Linked DNA regions of Homo sapiens: all the other regions are linked to region 1. The links are chromatin loops, found by intact Hi-C in ENCODE. Cell type or tissue: Caco-2. All regions are shown on one strand. Links, peaks and the distances in the headings refer to the core of each region. The heading gives the core; the rest is flanking DNA.

The links. Hi-C counts contacts between places; a loop is a spot of excess contacts. Peaks named below come from ENCODE experiments on the same cell type or tissue, not always from the same donor. Only the 100,000 strongest peaks of a DNase experiment are listed, where the experiment ranks them.
Region 2: a loop joins it to region 1, with 15 times the contacts of the local background. A loop is called at or near these places in 1 of 110 quality-filtered maps.
Region 3: it touches region 1 in a loop (9-fold over the local background); 1 of 110 quality-filtered maps calls a loop at or near these places.

What each region holds. Positions count from the first base shown.
Region 1 is chr12:55,496,186-55,503,933 of GRCh38, reverse strand. No RefSeq gene overlaps it. Among named protein-coding and RNA genes, the nearest start is that of OR6C68, 7.7 kb to the right of the region's middle. In Caco-2, for the core only: no CTCF peak of the experiment used is centred there; a DNase peak (open chromatin) is centred at 3,903.
Region 2 is chr12:55,606,079-55,613,826 of GRCh38, reverse strand. It overlaps the pseudogene OR6U2P. Among named protein-coding and RNA genes, the nearest start is that of OR10P1, 27 kb to the left of the region's middle. In Caco-2, for the core only: no CTCF peak of the experiment used is centred there; no DNase peak of the experiment used is centred there.
Region 3 is chr12:55,615,941-55,623,688 of GRCh38, reverse strand. No RefSeq gene overlaps it. Among named protein-coding and RNA genes, the nearest start is that of OR10P1, 17 kb to the left of the region's middle. In Caco-2, for the core only: a CTCF peak has its summit at 3,780 (motif pointing right); a DNase peak (open chromatin) is centred at 3,898.

The DNA.
Region 1 (7,748 bases), core at 1,421-5,420:
ATTTTATTTTATATAGGGATGGGGATATGATTTTTCTTCCTGTCATGTTATACCAGTACCAGTACTGATGAACTATCTATATGCTTTTCCACTGGCAACTTATCCCACATGAAACGTTTTTGATTAAGACATGTCTATTTCAGCAAAATAAATATGGCAATGGCTTGGTGCCACATATATTCACTAGTGTTTTCATATACCATAACATATGGAAAAATTTGTCCTTGCAGAATGATGCATTGTCCTATTGAATATCAAGAGGATGGGTACATTATCTTCAATGTTGCCTTGTAGGAGATATACATAATGTTATGAACAAATAGCCTACGTATGCCCTAAATTTTTCATAGATAATATATGGGTCAGAGAATGAAGAATTAGAAGAAGGTGGCTGTGCTTTTCATGTTTTGCAACAATGACTCACCAATAAGTTTTCAGTTAGTGTGATGGTTAATACTGAGTGTCAACTTGATTGGATTGAAAGATGCAAAGTATTGATCTTGGGTGTGTCTGTGAGGGTCTTGCCGAAGGAGATAAACATGTGAATCAGTGGTCTGGGAAAGGCAGACCCACTGTTAATCTGGGTGGACACCATCTAATCAGCTGCCAGTGCAGCAAGAATATAAAGCAGGCAGAGAAACGTGAAAATGCCAGGTTGGCTTAGCCTCTCAGCCTACATCTTTCTCCCGTGCTGGATGCTTCCTGCCCTTGAACATCGGACTCTAAGTTCTTCAGCTTTTAGATTGGAGCTCACTTCCTTGCTCCTCAGCTTCCAGATGGCCTATTGTGTGACCTTGTGATCATGTGAGTTAATACTACTTAATAAACTCCACCCTCTCTCTAAATATATATCAAATTGATATAACTGTATATTTGATATATATGATATATACATATATACACACACACATATGTATATCCTATTAGTTGTGTCCCTCTAGAGAACCTTGACTAATACAGGGTTATCTATTTCTTTGTAACAAATTGCCACAAACCTAGAGGCTTAAAACCATATGCATGTATTATCTCACAATTTCTTTGGGTCGGGAGTTCAGGCATAGCTTAATTGGGTCCTCACAAATGAAGTCTCATCTTAGAGCTCTACTAGGAAAGAATCATTTTTTGGATTCACATGGTTGTTAGCATGATTCACTTCCAGGCTGGTTTTTGAATGGAGAGCTTAAGTCCATTGCTTACCGTGGGCTGGAGGTAACCCTCGGATCCTTGCCACAGGGGATGAGGTCTCTCCAACATGGCCACTTGATTTATCAAAACAGGAAAGACGAAAAGGCAGTAGGGAACTTTTGCTAGCAAGATGGAGGTTGCAGTTTCTTGTAACCTGGTCATAGAAGTAACATTATATTATCTTTGTTTTACTTTATATGTTCAAAGCAAATCTCTAGTCCAGCCTTCACTAAAGAGGAGGAAATTGTACAAATGTGGAGATGTCAGAAGGCAGAGATCATTGGGGGGCATTTTAGAGTCTGTCTGCAGCAGTTAAATTTTACATTACTGTACTCAGCTGAGTAAATATTTTAATATCTGAAGGAGGAATGTTTTAAACAAACTAACACTTGTTAATTTTCTTCACTTTTATGTTAGGTTTGGAGTACATGTGCCGGTTTGTTACATAAGTAAATTGTGTGTCATGGAGATTTGGTATATTTCATCACCCAGGTAATCAGCATAGTACCTGATAGGTAGTTTTTCTATCCTCATCCTCCTCCCATCCTCCACCCTCAAGCAGGCTCTGGTGTCTGTTGTTCTCTTCCTTGTGTCCATATGTACTCAGTGTTTAGCTCCCACTTACAAGCGAGAACATGCAGTATATGGTTTTCTGCTCCTGTGTTAGGTTGCTTAGTATAATAGCTTCCAGCTCTATCCATGTTGCTGCAAAGGACATAATCTCATTGGCTGCATAGTATACTGTGGCTGTATATGTACCACATTTTCTTTATCCAGTCTACTGTTGATGGATATTTAAGTTACAAAAGAAGATACATATGGCCCCAACAAGCATATGAAAAAATGCTCAGCATCACTAATCATCAGAGAAATGCAAACCCAAACCACAATGATACAATTTCCCAGCAGTCAGAATGGCTACTATTAAAAAGTCAAAAGCTAACAGATGTTACTGAGGTTGTAGAGAAAAGGGAACACTTACACATTGCTGGGGGGAATATAAATTCGTTCAGCCATTGTGGAAAGCAGTTTGGCAAATTCTCAAAGCACTTAAAAAAGAATTACCATTCGACCTAGACATCCCATTACTGGGTATATATTCAAAGAAATATAAATCATTCTACCATAAAGACACATGCACACATATGTTCATCACAGCACTATTCACAATAGCAAAGATATGGTATCAGACTGACATATGTTGTATGATGACTATGTTGAACGTCTAATACCACTATATAAACATGCAAAAGAAAACAATGTGTTAAGCAGGTGACTTAATCTGATTATTAAGTTAAAATATATTTATTCACTACTACAGTAGAGCAGGAGGATATATGGATAAAACACGTGATAAAGATGTACCTAAATCAAGCATAAGCAAGATGAACAAACACTACTATTTCTCAGCAATAAAGATTTTGGTCACCCAGCTAAGTATAAAAAGCTGAGAAAATGCTAGATGAAGGAAATTGTAATCTGGATAAGTAACATAGGAGGGGAAATAGGAATAAAATATATGGACTTGTGATTAGGTGCTAATTTTTATCTTCTTTTACCTTTCTGTTTTATCAAATACTGGATTTGCTTAGGCATATTTTTGATGATTAGTTTCATCTGAAGTTTGCATAAAATTAAAATAGGATCATGAGAAAACCAGAGAAAGATTGAGCAGCATCTAAAGAGCATGAAATTTGGCCAGGTGCAGTGGCTCATGCCTGCAATCCCAGCACTTTGGGAGGCCAAGGTGTGTGGATCACTTTAGGTCAGGAGTTCGAGACCAGCCTGGCCAACATGGCAAAACCCTGTCTCTACTAAAAATACAAAAATTAGCCATGCATGGTGGCGGGCACCTGTAGTGCCAGCTACTTGGGAAACTGAGGCAGGAGAATCACTTGAACTAGGAGGTGGAGGTTTCAGTGAGCTGAGATCGTGCCATTGCACTCCAGCCTGGGTGACAAGAGTGAAACTCTGTCTCAAAAAATGAAACAAAACAAAGCAAAACAAAACAAACAAAAAAGATCATGAAATTTGCATGGGCTGGATGAAATGTTTGGTAATTAAATTTTATCCCTTAGGGTAAAGACAAATGGATTCTTAAGCCTTCTCTGTCTTTCTGTCTCTGTCTCTTGTCTCTCTCTGTCTCATACACACACACACACACACACACACACACACACACACCAGCCGAAATATTCATTTGTGTTTGTACAAACAAAATGAATGTACAAAAGCATACATTATTTATTTTCATTAGCTTCACAAAGTTGATGAAGCATACATTTTAAATATACATTTTGAATGTCCTTCTGTTACGGTCTCACCAATGCACCACAATGTAATAGTCTCTCCTGTGAGGTATTACCCGGAGTTCTTCGTCTCATGTCCAAGATGATTAAGGAGCACAGACACAAGGGTCAGGTTGGAGGAAAAGTTTAATAAGTGAAAGAAGAAAGCTCTGCACAGTGGTGAGGGGAGTCTGAGTGGATTTCCATTTTTACGGTTGAGTTCAGAAGCTTTTATAAGAAACTCTTCTCATCTCTGTAGCAGTTCAAGTAACTTCTCTTATCAGTAAAGCTGTCTGTGCAGCTCACTTTATCTTATGCAGCTGTGGGTATGTCTCTAGGCAAGCACAAAGCGCAGCTTTTTTTGTTTGTGTAAGTGTGGGTTTGTTTTAGGTAAGCCTGCCTCCTCCCTGTGCAAGAGCCCACAGAGCCCACTGTGTACTTGTCTGAAAAGAGAAGGAAACTTTTTCCTGGGAGCTTGTTAATCATACAAAGAACAAAGGGCTTGTATGCTGGACTTTGCCTGCCTGTCTGCCTATCTGTGGCTTATTTGTGCAGCTGTAGTCTGAATTTTCACCAGACTGATCTATTTTTGCCTGTAGCTGTAATTTTTCAGGCAGGCAGCTTCTCTAAGGACTGGTCTCTTAGTTGTTTACCCAAGTAATTTTTCCTTTCCTTCTCCCTCACTTTTACTCCCTGCAAAACCCAGGGCATAGGTATGTGGTTTTAGATGAGCTAATTGGATTCTTAAAACTGGTACTTCAAATCTTAGTGAGTGATATAAAAATGAAGGAAGGTGAGATTAGATGTTGTATTAGGCTGTTCTTACCTTGCTATAAAGAAATACCTGTGACTGGGTAATTTATAAAGAAAAGAGGTTTAATTGGCTCACTTTTCTGCAGGCTGTATAGGAATCATAGCACTGGCATCTATTTGGCTTCTGAGGAGGCCTCAGGAAACTTACAATCATAGCAGAAGGCCAAGGGGGAGCAGACATGTCACATGGCCAGGGCAGGAGCAAGAGAGAGCAAGGGGGAGGTGCTATACACTTTTAAATGACCAGATCTCACGAGAACTTACTATCATGAGGAAAGCACCAAGGGGGTGGTGGTAACGTATTCATGAGAAATCTGCCCCCATGATCCAATCACCTCCGATCAGGCCTCATCTCCAACATTGAGGAATACATTTTGACATGAGATTTGGGTGAGGACACAGATCCGAACCATGTCATGTATTCCTACAGCCTTGCCAACATCTGGCTCAATGGCAACAGCTTCAAATGAAAGTTGTTTTTAGCAGATGAGAACTCTCGACAGTATCTGTAGTCTTTGGGAAAGACCCTTCCTACTGCTCATCTCATCTCTGCTCATGATCACATTCTAGGCTTGCTTAATTAAATTTATCAGAGCATTTACATTTTGCAGTAAATTTCTTTTCTGCTTAACTTATTCTGGGCCAGTTTCTATATGCTACCCTTTGCTGCAGAGCAAACCATTTTAAAACTTAGTGGTTTAAACTAACAGCCTTTTTTTTTTTTTTTTTTGCTTATAATTCTGTTGTGAATTGTCAATTTGGTCAGGGTTCTGCTGATGCAGTTCCTCTCTACTCCAAGGGATGCTGGCTTGGCTCAGTCAGGTATTACCAATTATTTAGTAAGTCAAATGAGGACAGATCTGTTTTGTGCAGTCCTACTCACATGTCTGGTGGTTGGTGTTGGCTCTGGATAGGCCACACATATTTCCAGCAGGTGAGCCCTAGCATCTTCACATAATAATTGTGTTCCAAAAGCAGAAAGACGGAAGGCAAGCTCAAATGTACAAGCATTTTCCACTTCTCCTTGTATCATTTTGCAAATGATACAGCAAGGGAACCATGACTCCCTAGTCCATTAATGAAACGATCTGTTATGACTTCTATTGTTAATAACCCTAGGAAAACCCAAAGTGCTGTGGAGGCATGTAGGGTGACAAAGCTTTTGATTCAGCTAGAAATGTTTGCTTGCACGTATGAGACACCTATTTTCAACTTGTTAGAGACAATAGACTCTGTTGATTGATGTGAGACAGAAAGTCTGATGGTAGGGCTGGTGCTTGGTACACTATGATTCAGAAATTCATGTCACTTTTTTTTTTCTGGTTCCACCTCCCTAAGAATTTTTAGGTTCTACTCTTCTCAGTATGACTTTTTATCCTCATGCTGGCTCCCTTTATAGTAGCAATACTTGTGACAGCAGTTCTGCATATAATATCCTTATATAACATCAGTGAGAAGAAAGAAAGTAGTCTGGTCTCTAGGGTTTTCAGGAAAAATTAAGATCTGCTTTTTTTCGTAGGGTCATTTTCAAGGCACTACGGTAGCTAGGCAAACAGAACATGCTATGTGAATAATCCTAGACTACATCATTTACTCTTGTAGTCAACTATAAGATAAACATGTTTTTTTGTTTGTCTATTTGTTTTGCCTTATATGGTTTATTATGAGAAAGGAGAAAAGGTGCTGAGCAGAATAAAACAAAAACTGAAACTAAAACAATGCATGTTTATTACAATATGTATACTTTTTGATAGCCTAGTTTCCACAAGCATGCTTCTTCCTCTACGTATGCTTTTTAAACATCTTTAAAATTATATTTAAAATAAATTGAGATACAATTTATGTATCATAACATTTATCCTTTGAAATTGTACACGTTTTAGTATACAAGCTTTTGAAAATGCTCAAGGGTGCATAGAACTTAATAAATAATTCTCAAAAGGCAAACCCAAAGTGCATTTTCCTTTAAGTCCAGGAATATTGGATAATGTTGAATTACTTTTATTAGTTGTAGGTGCATCTTTCCTCAGATATGGAAGTTATTATTAAATAACGTTGGCCACATCCAACACACCCAATATACCATGGTAGAGAGAGAAGGTGATAATGAAAATGACTTCATTTCATTTCATTATTCCACGTTTGGAATAATAAGGAAAATAATGTATAGCAGTTACTAGTCTATAAATTGTGTCATGTTCTAATTGGAAGGCATAGCAAGAATTAATTGCCCAACTGGAGTGAATCAATTGGTGGCCAATCCAGGTTCCCGTGGTTTTGAAATTTGGGAAATAGTCTTCATCTTGTCAGAGTGCACATACTTGAAATGGGCACTAAAGCTTTCCACCACAGGGATTTGTACAAAACTAACAGTTCACTTCTTGCTGAAAATGGGAGTGTATGTCTCTTGAGATTTTCTGAGGAGCTAAGCAATCATAAGCTGTTGGACAGACTTGGTGTTTCTTTGGCATTGGAGGAGCTTAAATTATTGGTATTTTGCAAAAGCACAATATGTGCAACCATGAAAAGCTTTGTATTAGGTAATGTCACACAGTAAAAATAATAAGCATTATTTTAAAAATTAAGTTTGTGCAAAGCAATTCTAATAAAAATACTAGCACAGGTAAAATCTATGTTAAATTTTTAATAAATAAACACTATAGTAAATATGGGACTTTACCTTAAAAGGTAGTTGAATGTAAGGGTTGGTAGGAAAGGGCTGAAGATGCTGAGTTGTGGTGATAAGGGTAGTTTCAAGACAACATATGCCAAAATGAGCCAAGAGGAAGAATTCTGGATGAATCAGTCTGGTTTCACGATGTTATAATGCTCTATGGTTTCCTGCATTCTTCTCTGATAGTGCTCTTTGCTATTACTTGACTGTACAAAATATTACATGCTGGGAAAAAATGATAAATAAACTAAAGACTCCCATGTTATCTTGACAATATATCCCCATTCACTTATCATTTATGAGCCAAGTCATTACAGAAGCAAAGCTGAAGATATTTTTAAGTCAGATTCAGAAATGAATCTGAGGACTTGTGACATGACATCCAGCTCTTTTCCAGTGCTTTATTCAAACCTCTCATTAGTAACTGTCTTAGACTTGATCATGAACTGGAGACAATTCAAATCAGTGGCCAGGTGTAGGGAAGCACCTTTAATCTGCCTTGTGTCTCCAGAATGGATCCCTCCTACTCTGTTGTAAACTGGAGTCAATCTTTACTAGTTGTAGCAGGGGATGCATCATGAAAATTATTTACTGTGGTACAGTGCCCGAGTAATAAATCCTATTGTTGAGTCCCATATCCCATATTATTTCTTACTAGAGTTCTTTATTCTAGACTTGCTTTCATTAATTTTAACTTGCAATATACAAAATTGACTTTTTCAAGCTTGCAAGGCTGCAGATTACTGATTTACAGGAATTCTGAGAAATAATTTAGTATCTTTTCTTTT
Region 2 (7,748 bases), core at 2,531-6,530, 110 kb before region 1:
CTGGACTAGGTGACTTACTTCTAACAAATAGCATATGATAAAAATGATGTGATGTCACTTTTAACATTAGGTTATAAAACACTTTTGTTTTGGCCATTCTTTCGTTTGTTTGCTCTAAAGAAGGCCAGCTGCCATGTTATGAGCTTTCTTATAGAGTGCCCACATGGCAACAATCACTGAGGAACTAGAGCCTGCTAACAGCAACTGGAGTGAGCAGCTCAGAAGTTAATCCTTCCCTAGTTGAGTCTTTTTTTTTTTTTGAGATGGAGTCTCACTCTGTCACCCAGGCTGGAATGCAGTGGCATGATCTTGGCTCACTGCAACCTTCACCTTCCAGTTTCAAGCAATTCTCTTGCCTCAGCCTGCTGAGTAGATGGGACTACATGTGTATGCCACCATGACTGGCTAAGTTTTGTATTTTTAGTAGAGATGAGGTTTTCCCATGTTGGCCAGGCTGGTCTCAAACTCCTGATCTGAGGTGATCCACCCACCTCAGCCTCCCAAAGTGCTGGAATTATAGGCATGAACCACCATGCCCCACCCCCAGTAGAGTCTTTAGATGAGACAACAGCCCTATTGAGCTGCTCTGAGTTAAGCTGAACCCAAATTACTAACCCATAGAAACCAAGATAATCAATGCTTGCTGTTTTAAGCTGCTAAATTTTGGGATAATTTGCGTGCAGCAAAAGATGACTATTAAATCCAGATGTCTCACATCTGTAGGAAATGTGGTATTGCGTTTAGATCCAGAAGTTGTGGGTTTGAACCCTGGTCTCCTGTGTGATCTTTGGCAATACACTTAAACTGTTTGAGTATATCAACATCTTATGTAAAATGTAAATAATAATTTTTCCATCTGTTTCGCAGGGTTATTGTGAAGATTGAGTGAGGTTAGTGTTGAGAAAATGCTTTTGAAACTATGAAGTGTTCTACAAACATTATAGGTGTTAAAAATGAAACTGGCATGCTGACGAATGTCAGCTGTTACTGGAGTCTAGTTGAGGGCACCTGGGGACATAGGCTAGCTATTTCTCATTTCTTTGGCTGACAGAGTGATAAAAGAAGGTGCAAACCTAAGACTGAGGCTAGGTAATAAGACTCTTCATATGATATCAGGACATTTTCCTTATGGCCTGTGGGGAAACCTGCACCTTGCTGGGGGTGCAATGGGGGCCTAAGCCCCTGACTCCTGCCTCTTGGCCTGATGTCATGTGGACTTACTCTGGAGAAGGCACCCATTTTTTCCCCAGAAGATGACTTTTAGGGCCCTTATTTATTTTGGAACAAAGTCATTTTTCTGACTAGGTCTTTCATTACCTGCTTAACTTGTTGGTTCCTCAGAGTACAGATGAAGGGATTTAACAGTGGGGCAATAATTGTATTGATTAGAGACACTCCCTTGTTGACATCAACCCACTTTCCTGGAGAGGGCTTGACATACATAAAGAAGCAGCTGTCATAACACATGGTAACCATAATGACATGAGAGGAACAGGTAGAGAAAGCCTTCTTCCTCTCCTGGACAGCGGGGATTCTGACAATTGTCTGGATGATCTGGACATAGGACAGGGTGATGAGTACCAAGGTGCCAAACAGTGCTACTAAGGCCAGGGTAAAATCCACCATCTCCAGCACCTTTGGCCCACTGCAGACCACCTCCATTAGAGGCGTGTAGTCACAGAAGAAATGCTTGATGTGGGTATCACAGAATGGAAGCTGACTGGTCAGGATGACAGGCATGATGATGAAGGAGAAACCTAGTAGCCAGCAGGTGAGGATGAGCTGTGTGCAGACTCTACTACTTATGAGCATGGGGTAGTGGAGGGGCTTGCAGATGGCAATATACTGGTCATAGGCCATGGCTGTGAGGAGGAAGAACTCTGTGGCCCCCAGAAGATGTGGAAAAAGTCCTGGGTAATGCACCCAGCAAAGCTAACGGTCTTGGTCCCCATGGCAATGTTGAGCAGCATCTTGGGCACGATGACTGTCTGGAACCAAATTTCTAAGCAGGACAGATTCTGGAGAAATAAGTACATAGATGTCTGCAGGCGGGTGTCCAGCAAGGTCAGGCTGATGATGATCAGGTTCCCAGAGACAGTCACAAGGTAGGCAAGCAGCAGGAGCAGAAAAACAGCCACCTGAAGCTCTTTGGTATCCGTCAGGCCTTGGAGGAAGAACTCAGTCACCACAGTCTGATTGGCCATTGTGGACCTCAAGCCCTTTCCAGAAATGTGCAATTCTGGGCAAATAGGACCATCAGAAATTAGGATGAAAAGGGAAAAATTTCTCCTGAAATGCATCATTTCTTTCCCCCTCCCTGCTGCTTCCCCATGGATTCAGGAAAGCAGAGCAGAAGCTTCTGGAGGTTCTTCCCTAGCAAGAAAAGTTGCCTCTTTCAGAATCTGAGGAACTATTGAATGACAATGACTTTCCTGTCTCCCTCCCTTTATTCCTCCCTGTTTTTTTCTTTTATTCCTTCCGTTTTTTTCCCTCTGAGAAAGCCTACAAAGAATTTTCTGCTGCTCTTCTCAGTCCTCTTTAGAACTGTCACTCACTCATCTTTCAAAATCCAGCTCAAGTGTGACCTCTTCTATGAAGACTTTTCTGAAGTCCTAGGCTGAATTAGCTGCTTCCTCATGGCTCCCATAACATAGTTTTTGCCTCTGCTATATTCCATAGTCAGCTGTATAGGCTAGAGCCTGTCTTCTGTGCTAAACCACCAACACATTGAGCTCACAGACTTTATGTTCATCTGGGTATCTTAGCACTTACCTCCCCCTTTCCAGTAGAGGCACTGGCCTTCTCAGATCTGCATTCACAACAAAGCCTCCTAGTTTGTAAAGTATTGCTTGCATATGTAGCATGTAGTTTTGGAAGAAGAAGCCATTTTCACTTACCCTGCCATTTTCTTACACTAGATCATCATTAAAAACTGCCTGACATTTGCATCTGAACTGTAAGAGATTTGAAGATAGCGAATATCTTACTCATCCTTGTTCACTCCCCTCTCTCATATTCATTCCTGGGGCCTGGCATTTGATAGTCATCTATAGAAATGAAACCCAGTGAGGCTTATCACACTCATCTTCTGATAAGGAAGGGAAAATCCAGAGAAATTAACTATTGGTCTAAGGTACAGTGAGATTCTAAAACATAACTGGGAGCCACTTGAGTATTTTCTTGCCATGATCAGATTCACTAAGGCTCTCAGGCTTGTTATTTTATTGAGTAGAAAAGGGATTTTTTCCCCCTGGAGAAATCTGTAAAAATCTTAAGAGTGATTCACTCTCTCTTTTTTTTATTTGAGACTGATGGCCCAGAAACTCCATGGCCTATGTCACTGGTCTTTAAATGGGGAGGCTGCTCACATCATGGGATATGCCACGTGATCCACTGGGATATGAGAAGGAGATATGAGATCCTTCAAGTTATATGATATTTCATAAAATCTAGGATACAATCTAATATGAAATACACTATTATTTTATGTGCCATTAAGAAAGAAAAAAGACTGCCAAGAAGACTATGGCATTATGCTAAGATACCATTGAGTATAATATAATCTCAATCTCAAAGATGTTAAAATGGGTGTCTTGAAGTTAATGAACTATGGCATTTATCTTTAGCTCATTAAAAACATCTGTTTTTAGCATGATACTGGTATAAAAATAGGCACATAGGCCAATGGAAGAGAATAGAGAACCCAGAAATAAGCCCAGATACTTACATCCAACTGATCTTCAACAAAGCAAACAAAAACATAAAGTGAGGAAAGGACATCCTATTCAACACATGGTGCTGTGATAATTTACAAACCACATGTAGGAGAACGAAACTGGATCCTCATCTCTCACCTTACACAGAAATCAACTCAAGATGGATTAAGGACTTAAATCTAAGACCTGAAACTATAAAGATTCTAGAAGATAACATTGGAAAAGCCCTTTAGACTTTGGCTTAGGCAAGGATTTCCTGACCAAGAACCCAAAAGCAAATGCAATAAAAGCAAAGATAAATAGTTGGGACCTAATTAAACTAAAGAGCTTTTGCACAGCAAAAGGAACAGTCAGCAGAGTAAACAGACAACCCACAGAGTGGGAGAAAACCTTCACAATCTATACATCTGACAAAGGACTAATATCCAGAATCTACAAGAAACTCAAACAAATCAGTAAGAAAAAACAAACAATCCCATCAAAAAGTGAGCTAAGGACACAAATAGACAATTCTCAAAAGAATATCTACAAATGGTCAACAAACATATAAAAAAATGCTCAACATCACTAATGATCAAGGAAATGCAAATCAAAACCACAATGCAATACCACCTTACTCCTGCAAGAATGGCCATAATAAAAAAATAAAAAAACAGTAGATGTTGGCATGGCTGTGGTGAACAGGGAACACTTCTACACTGCTGGTGGGAATGTAAACTAGTACAGCCACTGTGGTAAACAGTGTGGAGATTCCTTAAAGAGCTAAAAGTAGAACTATCATTTGATCTAGCAATCCCACTACTGGGTGTCTCCCCAGAGGAAAATAAGTCATTATTCGAAAAAGATACTTGCACATGCATGTTTATAGCAGCACAATTTGCAATTGCAAAGTTGTGGTATATATATATATATATATATATATACACACAATGGACTACTACTGAGCCATAAAAAGGAATGAATTAAAGGCATTTGCAGCAACCTGGATGAGATTGGAGACTATTATTCTAAGTGAAGTATCTCAGGAATGGAAAACCAAATATCACATATTCTCACTAATAAGTGGTAACTAAGCTATGAGGATGCAAAGGCATAAGAATGACACAGTGAACTTTAGGGCTCATGGGGAAAGAGTTGGGAGGGTGAGGGATAAAAGACTACAAATTGGATTCAGTGTATACTGTTTGGGTGATGGGTGCACCAACATCTCACAAATCATCACTAAAGAACTTATTCATGTAACCAAACACCACCTGTTCCCCAATAACATTTGGAAATAAAAAATAATAATAATAAAAAACAACCAGCCTCCAAAGCTCTGTAGCTTAAAAAAGTCTGTTTTTGTGTATATTTTAAAACACAAACTATATATATAGTAGTAGTGCAAATAACTTAAACATTGATAAACATACCCATATATTGGGGATATTTTCCCAATTTTATTTTTACTGATGGGATATATGAATTTATAAAGTTTGGAGAGAATTCTTGCCTAGGGATTTGCTATCGGTCTTCCCACCTACAACCAGCCAGTGTTTGCAAAAAGGCCCATTTCTGGGGAGGAGAAGCAGTTCTTCAGCTTCAGTTTTTTTCAGCTTAAAAAGAGAGAGCTCCCACCAGGCCATAGGGAATTTGCTGAATGATTTAGAAACCTTGGTCTTGGGTGACTTCTGTGGTCTGGCAAGGCAAGCTGTGACATGCAGCTCCCTTCCTTTCTGTACAGCGACTGGTTACCTGGGAAGCAGCCTCAGAGATTCACCAGCCCAGGGAGAACACAAGCTCCTCAGATCTCTAACGATTCCCTAAAGAGGGAGCAGAGAGTTTAAAGGCCCAAATGGCCTACGTGGTTTCATGAAAAGAGCTCAGCCTTGCAGAAAAATGTGGAGGCAACTCTGTAGAAATAATTTCAGGATTAAGTTTCCATAGAAATTTGTTTTTGACTGCCTTCATTTCTCTCTGGCCTTCTCCAACCTACCTGTCCCTTCAGCAGCAACAATCCAAAAACATAGCTATCTACAGAGACAATTCTGTTGCTCAGTCAGCATCCAAACCACATAGCAGAGGGTTAGAATCTGAATTGAAGCTGGAAACCTCTTCCCCTTTTTATCATGGCGCATGATTTCCGCTGGGAATCTAAGGTTCTGAAGTTTCCGGTCATGTAAGAGGCTTCTGCACAGGTTCCATCCAAAGGAAAGGGACATTTGCTTTATAGACTCTTTTACTACAGACCCAGGGGATCAATTCAGAGGCGGGGGAACAAAAACAAACGGTGCTCAGGGAAATCTGCTCTCAGAATTCACTAATGAACTTAGAATATGGCTGCTCTGGCCTCGTAAGCAAAACAATTTGCAAAAAATCTTCAGAGAAGATGACAAAATATTTACCTAAGAACTTACCCCTAAATAAATATTTGTGTTACTGTCAGTTGTTAATAATGTAGTTGGCAACATCAATTGGGTAAATATTTTTGAGAACTGATAAGTGGAGGGGAAGGCATCAAAGACAACTTTGTCACAATTTTGGTAAGTCCAGCCACAGTCATCTATGAATGTCCAGCCTGTTCAGCAGTTTTAATTTGCATTAAAATTTTATTGCTAAAACATGCTCGGGTTTTGCACTGCACATGGGTAGCTCTGCATGGTGCGAATGTACTATGCTACATCAGAAGTCAGACAACTTAAATTTTAGTCGCAGTTCTGCTGCTAACACGGGGATCTTGCACAATTCTTTTTCCTTTCCTTAGTCTTAATTTTTCAGCTTCTAATAGCACCTTATAGCTAATAATGGCATGGTGTGAACTAGGATGTCTTTTTGTTTGTCTTAATTTCAATGTTTTCAAGCTTCAAGAGCCTTTCCTTACACTTCTTGTATTCTGGAGTGAAGAGGTTTCTGCTTACTTTTCCTATGCCCTTCCTGATCTCACCTGAAATCCATTCTCCCTTTTTGCCTGCTTTCCCTGAAGACTCTTAATCATTTCTATGGCCATGATAGAAACCATCCAAACAAAAACAAACAAACAAACAAAAAGAAACCATCCTACAATGTCTTTCTCTGAATTTTTTCTGATGTGTTTTTCTTGAGATAAAACAACTAGAAGAGGAGATGGTGTAGCAATATTACTATTGCAGATGTATACAGATAATATATAGTGTTATAAAACACTCATGAAAAGTATTTAAAAATGAACAAACTCAGTGCAACCCAAAGAATACCAAAGCCGAACTATTTAAGAATTACTGATAAAGTGCATACAGATTTCATAACAAAAGAGAAAGAAAACTGGTGGATGTGAAATACTGAACCATTCATATATTCAGCAATTCATTTAGCAAATATTTGTGGAGTTTCTGCTATACGCTAGGCATGGCAATGTTGAAGATGCTGAGATATGATTATGGGGAAGACAGAATGAAAGTCTTTTTTCATCTTTTGTTTTTAATTAATTAAAAAAATTCAACTTTTATTTTAGATTCAGAGGGTACATGTACAGGTTTGTTACATGGGTATGTTGCATGATGCTGAGGTTTAGGGTATGATTGAACCCATCACCCAGGTAGTGAGTATAGTACCTGATAGGTAGTTTTTCAATCCTTGCCTCTCTCGATTCCTCCATCCTTGTGTAGTCCTGTGTTTATTGTTCCCATCTTTATGTCCATGTATACCTGATGTTTAACTTATATGTGAGAACATGTGGTATCTGATTTTCTGTTTCTGCATTAATTCGCTTAGGATAATATCCTCCTGCTGCAGTTATGTTGCTGCAAAGGACATGATGTTGTTCTTTTCTATGGCTGTATAATATTTCATGTTATATATGTACCATGTTTTCCTTATCCACTCCACCATTGATGGGCACCTAGGTTGATTCCATATCTTTGCTGTTGTGAATGGTGCTGTGATGAACATATGAGTGCATGTCTTCTTGGTAGAACAATTTATTTTCCTTTGGATATATATACTCAGTAATGGGTATTGGGTCAAATGGTAGTTCTATTTTTAGTTCTTTGAGAAATCTCCAAACTGCTGTCCACA
Region 3 (7,748 bases), core at 1,879-5,878, 120 kb before region 1:
AAGCATATGGGGGATGTGCATAGGTTATCTGGAAATCCTACACCATTTTATGTAGGGACTTGAGCATCCTTGGATTTTGGTATTTGTAGGGAGTCCTGGACTCATTCCCCCATGGATACCGAGGGATGACTGTGTGCATATATATATAGTCAACCTCCACATCCATGGGTTCCATATCTGTGGATTCATCCAACCTTGGATCAAAAACATTCTGGGAAAAAATTCAGGCCTCTGGGCCTAAGGACAGAGAAACTGAGCCAGGCTTTCTCCTCCAGGGGTAGCTCTCCTGCTTCATTCACAGGGATGTGAAATGAAGGTGGAACATCAGCTCCCTAGAAAGGAGTTTGTGTTAAGGCTCTTTGTGGGTCTGAAAACTACCCTGACAAGTCCAGGATAGGTGGTCAACTTGATTGATTGGTGGACATATAGGCACATAAATGGATGGGCAATTGGCCAGATGAACAGAAGATGGATAGGTGGAGATGTGGATGGTTGGCTGAATGACTGAAGGGCTAGGTGACCCCTGAAAGTGGGGGTGATGCTCTCAGAGTGTGTGTGAAGTAGAAAGAGGCTCTTGAGGAATTGCCCCACTGAAGGAGGGGACCTCTGGCTTGGAAGGTCATCAGAGGTCTGTTTTGATTTTGGAATCGAGAAAGACAGTCTTTTCTTAAACTTGAGACCTGACAAAGAATGTCCAATATTTCTATTAGTCACAGACTCTGGGGACCAAGCCTGTAGCCTGTGTGTAGTGTGTATTGCCATGAGTGAGGTGTGAATTGTGTGTAGTTTAAGTGTGATGGGCCTATGGGTGTTTGTGGTGTATTTGGTGGAGGGTAGTATGTGGAAGGTGGGTGTCTATAGGCTGCCCTCTGGACTGATTTTTCTCCAGCCTTCAGCATAGCTTCTATCTGGGGTGTCTGGAGATGTCTTTCATCTCTCTTTTAATCAGAGCTCCTGTTTCTTGGACCCAATGTCTTTCTCTTTCTTAGCTTACTTTTGTTTTGGGAGGGTATACACTTCAGTAGCTCCATGTGCTATTGGATGGTGGAATACAATTTTTGGTACTTTGCACATCTGAAAAAAGTATTCTATTTTTGTACTTGATTGAGAGTTGGCTGGGTATAGTAGTCTAGATGGAATTAATGTTTCTTTAGAATTTCTAAGGTATTGTTTTGTTGTCTTCAGGCTTCCAATGCTGTGTTGAGATATCTGAATCCTTACATAGCCATCTCCTGTTTAATATCAATAATCTGTTCATGAAAATCAGATGTTCTGTGTGAATATGCTACCTGGGAACCTATTTCTCATCACTTTGAGTGGTAAAAAATATTATGTGATACATGTCTACCCTAAACCTTCAACCAATTGCCTAAAACATAATAAAGTAACATGTTATCATAAATAACAAGCTATTATGTTTGGATAGAAAATGCTTAAAACATCACACCTGATCATCAATTAACATGGTTGTTAACAAACAGTTGCGTTGTATGTAACAACATAGCCTGTCTTCTAGCCAGCAACATTCAATACGCACATTCTTTCTCAGGACGCCTATTTCAAATTATCTCTCTGTGTATTTAGAATGTAACCCAAGACTATACAATGCTTTTGTTGAAATGTCTGGAGTTTTTGGAATGAAATATGAAGTTTTCTCACATAAACACCAGCTGAGAATGATGCACATTTAAAAATATTGGGAACATGCTACTTTAATCACCTTAAAATTGCTTTTGTCAGAAACAAAAAGGAGTTTCTTGTCTCTTTTCAGCTTAGAAAGATGTTGAAAAGTTCTTTTGGGGGGTGGGGTAGAGAGAGATTGAGAGAGAGAGAGACTCTAATCTTGAAACTGTTGTGTACAAATTGATTTAAAGGTGTTCAGAGGATTGATTCCCAGAAATTGCTTTCTATTTGGAAATTCTCTTCTGAATATAAATTTTTAAAGCATTTTATTGAGACGTAAAACTTTATTTGTAAAGGTGCGAAATTTTTCTTTTGAAATGCCTACTTAAAAGATGAATATATGGATGTGACCTGGCGAGACAGTTTGGATGCTTGGGACAAATCTGATGAGCAAATATATCTGTAGATTTTAGTGTTTCTTAGATCACCATGATTTCAAGATACAATGAATAGAATGGCCAAGAACTCAAGCCACGTTTGCTTTAAGGCTTTAAACTTTTCTCTAAAACTAAACTAAAAACAAGCCTAATGGCTACTGATTTTTGGCCTGTGGCCATTTAAATGTTTCCGACTTTGATCTGTGATTGCTTTACTTCATCAGGGCTGCTGAAGTCTGTCTCTGTTCCCTTTTTATTTAGAAAGTATATCAAACCTGATACCAAAAAAGTTAGTGATTTGATTTGAGCACCACCCATTTTATGTTTACACGTTAAAAAATTAAACATTTTTTACAGACAGGCAGAACAGAGAAGATTGTAGTGAATCCGCATATGCCAATTACTCAAGTTCTGCTATTTTGGGATTTTGATAACACTTTCTTTGTTTTTTGTTTTTTGAGACGGAGTCTTTCTCTGTTGCCTACAGTGCAGTGGCACGATCTCAGCTCATTGCAACCTCTGCCTCCTGGATTCAAGCGATTCTCCTGCCTCAGCCTCCCGAGCAGCTGGGATTACAGGCATGCGCCACCATGCCCAGCTAACTTTTATTTTTTATTTTTAGTAGAGATGGGGTTTCACCATGTTGACTAGGCGGGTATCAAATTTCTGACCTCCAGTAATCCACTCACCTTGGCTTCCCAAAGTGCAGGGATTACAGGTGTGAGCCACTGTGCCCGGCCTCAATTCTTATATCTAGAAACCATGGATGGTCTTAGAAATACTGAAATCTGGAAATACAATTTTGCTCATTAGATTTGTTCCAAGCATCCAACCTATCTGGCCAGGTCATATCCATATGTTCACCTTTTAAATAGAAGTTAAAAAAAGTTTTGTGTCTTCACAAATCAAGTTTCATATTTCAATAATATATTTAAAAATCTTGTACTTACAAGGAAATTTCCAAGTACAGCGTAATTTGTGAGAACCCTTCCTTTGAAAACACCTTAAAATCTATTTGTAAATGGCAGCCTCGAGGTTACGGGGTTCCTAATTTCCTCTCCCTCCCACCTTCTTCCTTCTCGCCTTCCCATTTTTTTTGTTCCTTTCCTTTCTTTCCCTCTTCAGTTCTTCTTTAGCCTTTATTTCCCCCCTTTCTTCTTCCTTCATCCATATCCCCACCACCCAGAAGGTGCTGCCTTTTGAGGATAAAAACAAAAATTACTTTACACATGTTAAAACAGCATTGCAAATTACAGCAGTTCTGAGCTCCATTGTCCTCCTCCTCCTCATAGAAGACCTTGGCACACATTATTACAAAGGGAGGAAAAGAAAATTCCAAGTTATTGTCCTTCCTACTTGAGGTGTGATGTGGAAAGAGCAGATGTATGGTCAATTATAACAATTTTCTTTAATAATTTTATTTTTATATTTTAAATTTTTCTTTATTTTTCCTTAAAATTAAAAAAAATAAAGACAAGTTTTCACCATGTTGGTCAGGCTGGTCTCAAACTCCTGATCTTGACTGAGCTGCCGGCCTCTGTGTCTTAAAGTGCTGAGATTACAGGTGTGAGCCACCATGCCTGGTGATATTTTAATTTTTATTGAGTGCCCTTAAGGCTCCTCCTTGGCAATTGTATTTAGGCAGAGTTTATTAATCTGTGAGTACTCCCCTTCAGTGTTTGACATTTTCTAAAGAAAAAAGTCTCCACTAGAGGGAAGTGTTTGTTTAGATCATTCCTGGACAGTGATTCCACTGCGTGAGAATTTAAGTCCTTTCAAGAATTTCTTAACACGTGGTGTGTGTGAGACGTTGCAAAAATAATATGTCCCACTAGAGGGAGCCATTTACCCAGATTATCTCTGGAATATTGAGTCTATGACCTGAGAATTTGGTCCCGTCTACACGTAGACATGCTAAAAGCAATGTCCTAGGTCCTCAGCCCCCACCTCCCATTCCACAGTTCCCATGGATGCCTTATACAGGAATTATTTTCACATCATAATAACTTTGAAATGGAAGATGGGATAAATTTGCAAGCTACTAATGCAGTGTGCTAGTGCTTAATATGAGACTGCATATTGTTGGCAGATACAGCATTTGTTTACCTTAACCTGGCTCATAAATTGTGTGTCTATGGGGTTTGGTGAAAGGAAAGAAAAACATTCACTCAAGACTGACTCAGTTTGGGAAGTAAGCAGATGGGTACATCCTCCTCCTGCCTATTTTCTTTTCTTCTTCTTCTTTTTTTTTACTTTGTCACCCAGGTTGGAGTGCAGTGGTGCCATCTTGGCTCACTGCAGCCTCCACCTTCTGGGCTCAAGCAATCCTCCCACCTCAGCCTCCTCAGTAGCTGGGACCACAGTAGCTGAGCCACCATGCCCTGCTAATTTTATTATATTTTATTTTTTTGAGATGGAGTTTTGTTCTTGTAGCCCAGGCTCAAGTGCAATGATATGGTCTTGGCTCACTGCAAACTCTGCCTCCCAGGTTCAAGTGATTCTCCTGCCTCAGCTTCTGAAGTAGCTGGGATTACAGGCGTGCACAACCACACCTGGCTGATTTTTTTTTTTTTGAGACGGAATCTCACTCTTGTCAACCAGGCTGGAGTATAGTGGCACGCTCTCGGCTCACTGCAACCTCCACCTCCCGGGTTTAAGTGATTCTCCTGCCACAGCCTCCTGAGTAGCTGGGATTACAGACACCTGCCACCTCATCCAGCTAATTTTTGTACTTTTAGTAGAGATGGGGTTTCACCATGTTGGCCAGGCTGGTCTTGAACTCCTGACCTCATGCCTGCCTTGGCCTCCCAAAGTGCTGGGATTACAGGCATGAGCCACTGCGCCTGGCCAGCTAATTTTTTTTTGTATTTTTAGTAGAGACGGGGTTTCACCATGTTGCCCAGGCTGTCTCAAACTCCTGCACTCAAGCAATCCACCCACCTCGGCTTCCCAATGCTGAGACTACAGACGTGAGCCACTGCACCTGGCCCTCCTGCCCATTTTCTGAACTTTTTGAGAAATACATATTCAGAGTGGGCAGCTCTAGGCACCTCTCTTATATACCATCTGATAATTTTATTATCAGGGGACAGAGTCCTTGGAGAAGGGTGGCCCAGAAATGCTCCCGACGAGAGTGTGGGACTTCAGGCCACAAGTGACTTTTGAGCTTTTCTGGAGACTTTACAATCTTATTTCACATAGAATATGCATTCAAGTCAGGGTCCTTGGGACTAGAATTTCAAAATCCACCAGGTCAGTATCCCCATCTGAGTCTCACCTTGGAAGCCAGTTGCCCAGTGGGGAGAGCATTGAATGCTCCAGAAGAAAAAGAAATAGTTCTGCCTCAGTTGGCCTCCTGTTTAGAGCTTATTTCCTTGATAACTTCCTGTAGTCTGTGACCATACATGAGAAGAAACCAGGTTCAACTTCCTGATTTTATCAAATCAATTTCAACTTACATGGGAAAACACTCTCTTATCTCAACTTCTTAATCCTAGATCCTTAATCAAGGGTCACCATGTGTTTGCCACATATATTTACTTTTTGTTAGTGTATTGGCTAATTTTCATTGATTCATAAATCACCCTAATACTTAATGGCTTATACAACATCATTTATTTAGTTTATGATTTTGTGGGTTGGCAATTTAGCATAGGCTTGTTTGGGTAGTTCTTCTGTTGGTCTTTGATAGGCTCACCCATGCCTCCTCAGTGGCCAGCTGGGGAGTTCTGCCATGGGGTTTGTGTGTATGTGAGACTATTGTCAGGTGGGATGATGGGGGCAAGTGGATTACGTGTCTTTTGTCATCTAGTAAGCTAGCCCAGGCTTGTTCACATGGTGGTCAGAGGATACGTTTTTTGAGTTTCTGCTCGCATTATGTTTGCTGGTGTCACATTGCCCAAAGCAAGCCACATGGCCAATTCCAGAGTCAGTGTAGAAGGTCACTACCAAAGAGGGTGGCTGTAGGGAGGCAAAGAATGTGTGACCATTTCCTGCAGTCTCTGACAGTTGGTCACATTTGACATGTGGACTATGTGAGGGCTGTTGAAATACAGGAGTAGAGTGAATCCAAGAGGGATTCTAAGGGAAGAGACAACAGGAGTGGGTGACAGATAGTAGGGAAGAGTCAGGGATGACTTCAAAGTGTTTAGTCTCAAAGAGTGAAAGGTTAATGGTGCCATGGATGTCAATGGGGATGATTTGGAGTGAGTGTTGGGAATAAACTCCTCTCAGAGAAGGTGATATCTCTGCATCTCTGTTACCTCAAAAGAGGCAACATGGTGAGGGGCTAGGGATGAAAGGTAATGGGGCAATAGTGACACAGGATTTTTCTTGGTCACTTTGCAACAAGCTGGGGACCTCCAGCTGGTGATACCCCTGCCTGGGCCTTCCTTGGCCACACTACCTGCCGCAGAAGAGAGCCCGCCCACTCAACCCGCCAGGGCCATGCTTGGCTTGTGCACTGGCTCAGCCTGTGGCTGGGCCAGGTGTGCCCCTGCCCGCCTGTGTTATAACTCATACCCTTGTTTAGCAGTTCCTAAATTCTTGTCCCATGCCCAAGAAGAATGAGGATATGCCCACCATTGAAGGTGATGACGGTGGAGAATTTTATTGAGCAACAAAACAGCTCTTGGTGGAGATGCTATGGGAAGATGGTCTCTCATCTGAAGTTGGGTTGTCTCTCTCCCCATGTGCCTAAGTCCGGGGCTTTTATGGGCTCAGAATAGGGGAGTGCATGCTGATTGGTTTGTGAGTACGAAAAAAAGTAAAAAAAAAGAGGCATCACTCAAAGGTGGGCACGATAGTGTTATAAAAACCAATTAGGGAAGGGTAGGCATATATAAAATAGGTGAATGGTGGAGATCAATCAGAGGAAAGTGCACCAAACAGGAAGGCAGGTTCTCAATCTGGTCTGTGGATTTCACTTGTAGCTTGGATTTTGGGCTTTAAACTGTCTTTGGCTTGAAGGTGGGGTTTCATTGGGGATCCGCCCCTATCTACCTTGGCATTTGTCTGCCTCATGCCTCTATTAATAGGGGCAATTCTATTTCAAATAAAGGTGAAGTATAGAAGGAACATTGGATGTGGTTTGCAGAGAAGTAGAACACTGAAATGAGATACAAGATTTGGAGGAAAAAATGGGGATGAGGCAAGAGAAAGTTTGAAGACAACACTGTCTCTTAGGTTTATTTTCCTACAGAAAACCCACAGGGCCCTGGGAGCTGAGGAGTGGTAAGGACTTGGTTATTAGTGGGATAGGTAGTAGGAAGAGAGGTCCTGCTGACCTGCTGGCAAATAAACTTGGAACTTCTCCTTACTGAGTTGGAGTCTGGAAGCCCCTCATTCTTCTGGGGCTAGATGTAGATATAAACTTGGTGGGGGAGCTAGAGGAGATGTTAGCATCAGGCAGAAAAGTGAGAAGTCATCTCTCACCACATGGAACACGTTTTTCTATCTTTCCAAACATCTCATTCATTTCTCTGTTAATGAATTTGTCCCGGATTTGGAATTCTTGTCATCCATTGACTTTACCTGGTTTATTGGCAACAGTAGAGAGAAGAAACTCTTGGTAAACTTCCATCTCTTGTTATTCTTGAAAGTAATCTCTCTTGAGAAATCAACTTTGAGTATTAATTATATGTAGAGTCACTCATTTTTGTTTTCTAAAAATTGAACACAATTTTTTAT